Linked DNA regions of Mus musculus: region 1 is linked to region 2. A link is a loop called in an ENCODE intact Hi-C map of the cell type or tissue named here. Cell type or tissue: left cerebral cortex. All regions are shown on one strand. Each heading gives the region's core, and the rest is flanking DNA. Links, peaks and the distances in the headings are about the cores only.

Region 1 (2,916 bases), core at 129-2,628, 220 kb after region 2:
TGTTTTGAACAGATGCTCAGTAACCTCTGTCTAATCTCTGCTCCGCTCGTAATGCAGACGTGAGAGTCAGTGGTTCAGGGCCATGCATTCCTGAACATTGCCTATGTAATCATGTGACAGTTTAGACTTTTTGTGCCATTGACCAGGAGAAGAACTACTTTAGAATTAGCACAAGGCAATCTACAGACACTAGTTTTCACTTAGAACTTTGGTTGATGCACAAGAAACAGAAGATGGAAACTGCAGTTACCTCCTCGCAAGGCTTAGGGGTTTTCCCAGAAGAGGGGCAGAACGATTTTTAAGAGCTAGAGGCACTGGACTACTACAGTGTTTTTTGAACAGATGTGATTACAGGTACATAACCTGATCAAAATTAAAATAAGACCATATCTCAGCGTGGGCAGCTGAGAAGTACTGACAGTTGACGGTTGTTTGGAAAGGGAGAGGCAGTTTTCTTCAAAGGTGAGGTCCCTGAGAGGTTACACATGTTCCAGCAGATAGCCCAACTCCCGGGCATATACTGGCTCCATCTTTTCCCCCTGCACATCTTGTAGGCAGGACAAATTATAGGTATAAAGTTATGTGGCTGGGTTGGTGTCCCAGTCTCGCCATTGGAAGTCTCACCTGGTTCCAGGAGATGGCAGCTCAGGCTCTATATCCCCCATTGCAAGGAGTTTTAGCTAAGGTCATCCTCATAGATTCCCAGGAGTTTCCATCGCCCTAGGTCTCTAGCTCATCCCAGAGAAGCCCATCGTCCGATCTCAGTACACTCTCCCTCCATCCTTTCCCCACCTGAGCCAGGAATTATTTTGAAGATGCAACATTAAGCAATGGCAACATAGCCCAGACATAGAGAACAGTGAGACAGTTGACTCAGGATATACAAATGCTCCATATTTGATAGTATTTTGTTATAAATGAATATGGAGAAAAAGGCTAGTCGACAAATGATATAAGAATACCCGAATATTTATCTAGAAAATTTGAAAGTGAACATCTCGCCTCATAGTGTTTACATGCTAGGGTTGAACCTGGGGCCTTGCACATGCTAAGAAAGCACTCTCACCTCCAGCCCCCATCCTCACATTTCACGTGAAGTCAATTCCAAATATATTTTGAGAAGTTAATGTGAAAGGAAAAACTAAGGCTATCTATTCAAAGAAGAATTGCTCCTCAGGAAACACACAGACACTGTAAAGAGAACACACAAAGGATTGAAGTGAGAACAAATAACTCCCATAATTAATTTTAAAAACTGACAAAACTCAACTAGAAACCTGACAAATGTCTTGAATAAATGACTAACAAAAGAAGAGATCCTAATGTCCAACTGACATATGTAAATATGCTCAGCATTATTAACAAGCAGGAAAATCAAATCATGAGACTTCATTTTACTGGCACTGGGTTGGAAAACTAATGTCAGGTAGTGCCGTCTGCTGGCCTGCAGGTGGAGCAACAGGAACTGTTGAACACAGATTGGAAGGGAAGAACTCTGTGTGTGCTGCATAAAATGTTAGGCAGCATTCAGTTACACTGAAAGTGTGTACACCCAACAAACCTGTAATTGCATTCTTAGAAAAATATCCTACAGAATCCTGTATGTAGACACGTAGTTCTTTATGGCTGAATCATATTGTGTATACTTGTACCTATTTTTATATGATGGTATTCAACTCTAGATTTATTATGTCTTTAAACCAATATAGTTGTTCATTAGCTCTTGATTTCATTGATCTCAAGTCCTGAAAGGAACATTTCAAATATGCCAAAAATGACTAATGATCACAAAATGAAATATTAATAATGACTTTTAAATTAACAAAACAATTATTGTAGTGTTAATTTTACTCAGAATATTTAAGAGGAAAAAATGGTAGGTCTATGTAATTTTCCAATATTCTTTAGGTTTTATGTGAACTGATTTACATTGTGCCATGCTTTGGTTGTAAATCATCATAATTCCATAACTTAACATTTCAACATAAACATTTAAAAGTTGTGTGTAAAGCAATTAGCTTAAATTTAAACAGCTACCACAAATTAGTCTTAAAACATGCTCTGACCCTTTCAGGCCTGAACCAAAGGGAAGCCATTGTTCTCCTAACAAAGTGAGTTCCAGGACAGCCAGGGCTATACAGAGAAACCCTGTCTCCAAAAACCACCCCACACCAAAAATAAAAAAAAATCATAGATATGGGCTGGAGAGATGTGGCTCAGTGATTAAGAGCACTGACTGCTCTTCCAGAGGTCCCGAGTTCAAATCCCAGCAACCACATGGTGGCTCAGAACCATCTGTAATGAGATCTGATGCCCTCTTCTGGTGTGTCTGAAGACAGCTACAGTGAACTTAGATATAATAAATATGTAGGCCGGACTGAGTGGGGCCAGAGTGAGCAGGGCCGACCAAAGCAAGCAGGGCAGGAATGAGCAGAGGTCCTGAGTTCAATTCCCAGCAACCACATGAATGGCTCACTAGCATCTGTACAGCTACAGTGTACTCATATACATAAAATAAGTAAAATAAATCTTAAAAAAAACATAGAAACAAGGAAATCTGTTATCTTCAATTCTTAAATACAAAACTTAGCATTTTGAAAATGTCCCTGTATGCATGTATTAATATACCCACCCACAGAGGCTAAAAGAAAGACACTTGATCCCCTGGAGTTACAGGCAGTTGAGTCACGTTGATGTGAGGCTATGAACTGAACCTTAGTCTTCTGCTTAGCTGGTGCTGTGGATCTTATTTCCTACTGAACAAGTAAGTTGTTTCTCCCTTTCCCAAACTATGTTCTGCCTTGCTATGGCTTGATGCTAGGCCTTGTGTGTGTGCCAACCAAGTCTACAATCAGATTCACAGCCTCCAACCCAAAATTTTTTTGGTATGTGTGTGCTATGTGTTTGTTAGTATTT
Region 2 (2,916 bases), core at 108-2,607:
CTGCTCCTCCAACCGCCATAGTAAAGCCAGGTTTCTCTGGCAACTGATATCCATAGGCAGACACGTCACCCTGGAGGCGGGCTTAGCCCATCAGCCAATCCTAGCCGTCTTGTCTGAGTTTTAGAATGTTCCATACCCAGATGATTGGACAGCCGCCCCCACGTCAGCAGTGACACTCAGCCGCAGTAAAGGCGGGTGCTAGCAACCTGCTTCTTCATGCTTAGGGCCGACTGCAAACCAATTAGCATCCTTCTTCAGTGAGGGCTCCCGCCAATGGCGATGGTTCTTTTAGGATCTTAGCCCGCCCTCCAAGTGCGCTCCAGCCGTTGGGTCAGAAGTCTATAGGGCAGCGCGTTCACGTGGCCCGTCTTCACGACCCAGAGTTCCCCTGACCGTGGGTTTTTTTTTTCCCCCCCTCGCGCTCGCCTTCTCTCCTGCAGGGAGGCATTATGGGTTTGTGGGTCCGCTCCCCTCCCCCGCCCCCGCCCCGCTGGGAAAGGAAGTGCCGACGTGGCTGGCGGAAACAGGCTAGGCGGAAATGAGCTAAGGTTCCCGCGAGTGGGAAGAGCGAGGGCAGACCCGGGGCCACGCCCCCGAGCCTGTTGCGCAACTCGCGGACCTGGGGAGAGAGGAAAAAAAAACACCAACGCCCCCCCAAAAAAACCAAAGGCAAAGGAATGGTGAAGGTTTTGAGGTGTGAGGCGTGTGAGGGTGGTGAGTGCCACTGGGCGGATGCCTGGATGCTTTGGAGAAACGGGGTGTCTGCGCGCACGCGGGCGCAGGCAGGCTCGCGTGGCTGTGGAGTGTGGGTGTGGGCGCACAGCCGCCCTCGTGGCGCTGGCGATGATGGGTGTGCGCAGGCGTGCTGCCCTGGTGGGGACGGGAGGGGCCGTGTGTGAGTGTGTGTGTGTGTGTGTGTGTGTGTGTGTGTGCGCGCGCGCGCGTGAGCGTAGGCGAGGTCCCTCATTTTGGTGGATTTTTCTGCCTTTTTTATGTTTGCAAACTGCATTAATAAAACTGAGAATAACTAGGACAGTGCTAGTATCTAAAGGAAAGGGCTTCTGTAAGAAAAGGCCTGCCGATTTAATCAAATTCCTTTCTTTTCTTTGCCTTTTTTCGTTTTTTTGTTTGTTTTTGAGGCCTGTTGTAACTAGGTAGCCCTGGCTGGCCTGGAACTCGGAGATCCACCTGTCCCTTCACGGCCTTCGAGCGCTGGGATTAAAAGCATGCGCCACTCCACCCAGTCCGATTTAATTTTAGACCCTAGAGATGATCATTATTCCCACATTATAGTCCACCAAAATAAACTTCTTCCATGGTTAAGATTCAGAACTATATTAGTAACGTAAAAGGGCGTTTCTTTCAAGTTTCCAGTTGTACACCCCCTCCTCTCTGTCCCCAAGGCCTCCCCTTTGCCCTTCACCAAATTTACTGCGAATCTCCCTTATGCCCCCTCACCAGGTTTATCGCTAAATTGGCACACAAAATTTTAATGAAAACATAGGCAACTAAATTCCCCAGTGATAGAGACAACTCCAGTTTCCTGTGGGTGGTGAGCCTCACCTACCTTTTTTCCTAATCTCCAAGCGGAGTGATCAAATACACATTCGGCCAATTTTCCAGAAAGTTCACTGGCTGAGCAGTAAACCTCTTGAATCTGCCGCTAGATGTCACCAAATCCCAGCCAAAGGAGTTACTGCTTGGTTCCCAGGGATTGTGAGATTGATTTTTTTGCTCCACCCACTTCTTATTTTATGGGCTCCCTAATCTCTGGCTGACTCATATATATATCTTAAATTCCTAAAGATGAATAAGATCAAGTTCTGTGAAGTAACAGTACTAGGCAAGGAATTATATATCCGAAAATTCTGGTTAATTTCCTTAAGCAAAAAAAAAAAAAAAAAAAAAAGTCACCTGTTCTGGCACATCTTTTGTTTTTTCTCAGGATTGATAAATGGGCCTAAATTCTGATGCTAAAACCCTTCGTGAGCTGTGGCGCAGCCGCAGTATCAGCGCTTGGGAGGAAGAAGGGCCGCAAATTAAAGGCCAGCTTAGATTACATATTGAGGCCCCGTCACTACATAAATAAACCAATGAAAGAATATTCTTTTTGCTCACTTTTTTCCCCTCTTGAAATTTTTATCAGGTACGTGTGTTGGCCCCTCAGGTTTATGTAGTGGTTCTGTGCTGTCCGGAGTGAGAAGGTAGGTACTTAATATACCAAAAGTTATATTTTATCACGGTGAGAGTCATCACACAGTTAAAACTCTTAGTTCCTAACTACAGTTTTAAGCCTGTTCCCCCCTGAGGGAGCTCACCTGTGTGACGGACCTTACCTGAAGATCAGGCCTAGTCTCCGATGCAGGCGCCTAGGGAGACTCTCCAGCCACAAGGGCGGCTCAAGGTGTCTCTCCAGGTGTGCAGCGAAAGACCGATGCTTTCTATCTCCCTCCTTATATACTCACAGTCCAGCGGGCGTCATGGGATTCTTGTCCCGTGTCTGGTTATCTTAGCGACTGATGTCATTGGGGGCTGGTTATCAGGTACAGCCTTGGGGGTAGTGGAGTTCCTGACTAAGCTGTTTTTCGAAGACAAAGGGCATTTTCTCCCCTACTATTCTCGTTACAATTCCGAAAAAAAAAAAAACGTGGTTGTGTCTTTTAAAGTCGATAGTAAGTAGGAAAGCATTTCACTTAGGTTTCACAGCGCATAATGATGTCGCCTTGAGGGTTTTTTTTTTTCTCGATGTACCTGTGTGACCTGTGCATTTCGCGGCTAAAGTTCACCTTCATTTAGGTCTTTTCCCTCTGTTGCGGTTCACCCTATTTTCTATGGAAGGATCTCACTGAACTCAGAGTTTACTACATGGGCTATACTGGCTTGTCAGTGAGCTCCCAGGATCTGCCCATTTCTACC

What was found. Hi-C counts contacts between places; a loop is a spot of excess contacts. Peaks named below come from ENCODE experiments on the same cell type or tissue, not always from the same donor. Only the 100,000 strongest peaks of a DNase experiment are listed, where the experiment ranks them.
Region 1: it touches region 2 in a loop (6-fold over the local background); 1 of 42 quality-filtered maps calls a loop at or near these places.

The regions. Positions count from the first base shown.
Region 1 is chrX:136,958,434-136,961,349 of GRCm38, forward strand. The region is part of intron 2 of Tmsb15l (thymosin beta 15b like); the gene reads right to left. Among named protein-coding and RNA genes, the nearest start is that of Tmsb15b2, 1.9 kb to the left of the region's middle. In left cerebral cortex, for the core only: a CTCF peak has its summit at 1,462; a DNase peak (open chromatin) is centred at 1,457.
Region 2 is chrX:136,741,257-136,744,172 of GRCm38, forward strand. It overlaps BC065397 (cDNA sequence BC065397), which reads left to right and starts at 1,701. Exons shown (of 10, transcript NR_033324.1): 1 at 1,701-2,916. Morf4l2 (mortality factor 4 like 2) reads right to left here and starts at 96. Exons shown (of 4, transcript NM_001168226.1): 1 at 1-96. In left cerebral cortex, for the core only: a CTCF peak has its summit at 1,662 (motif pointing right); DNase peaks (open chromatin) are centred at 223, 853, 1,154 and 1,643; H3K4me3 peaks cover 1,252 bases; H3K27ac peaks cover 1,326 bases.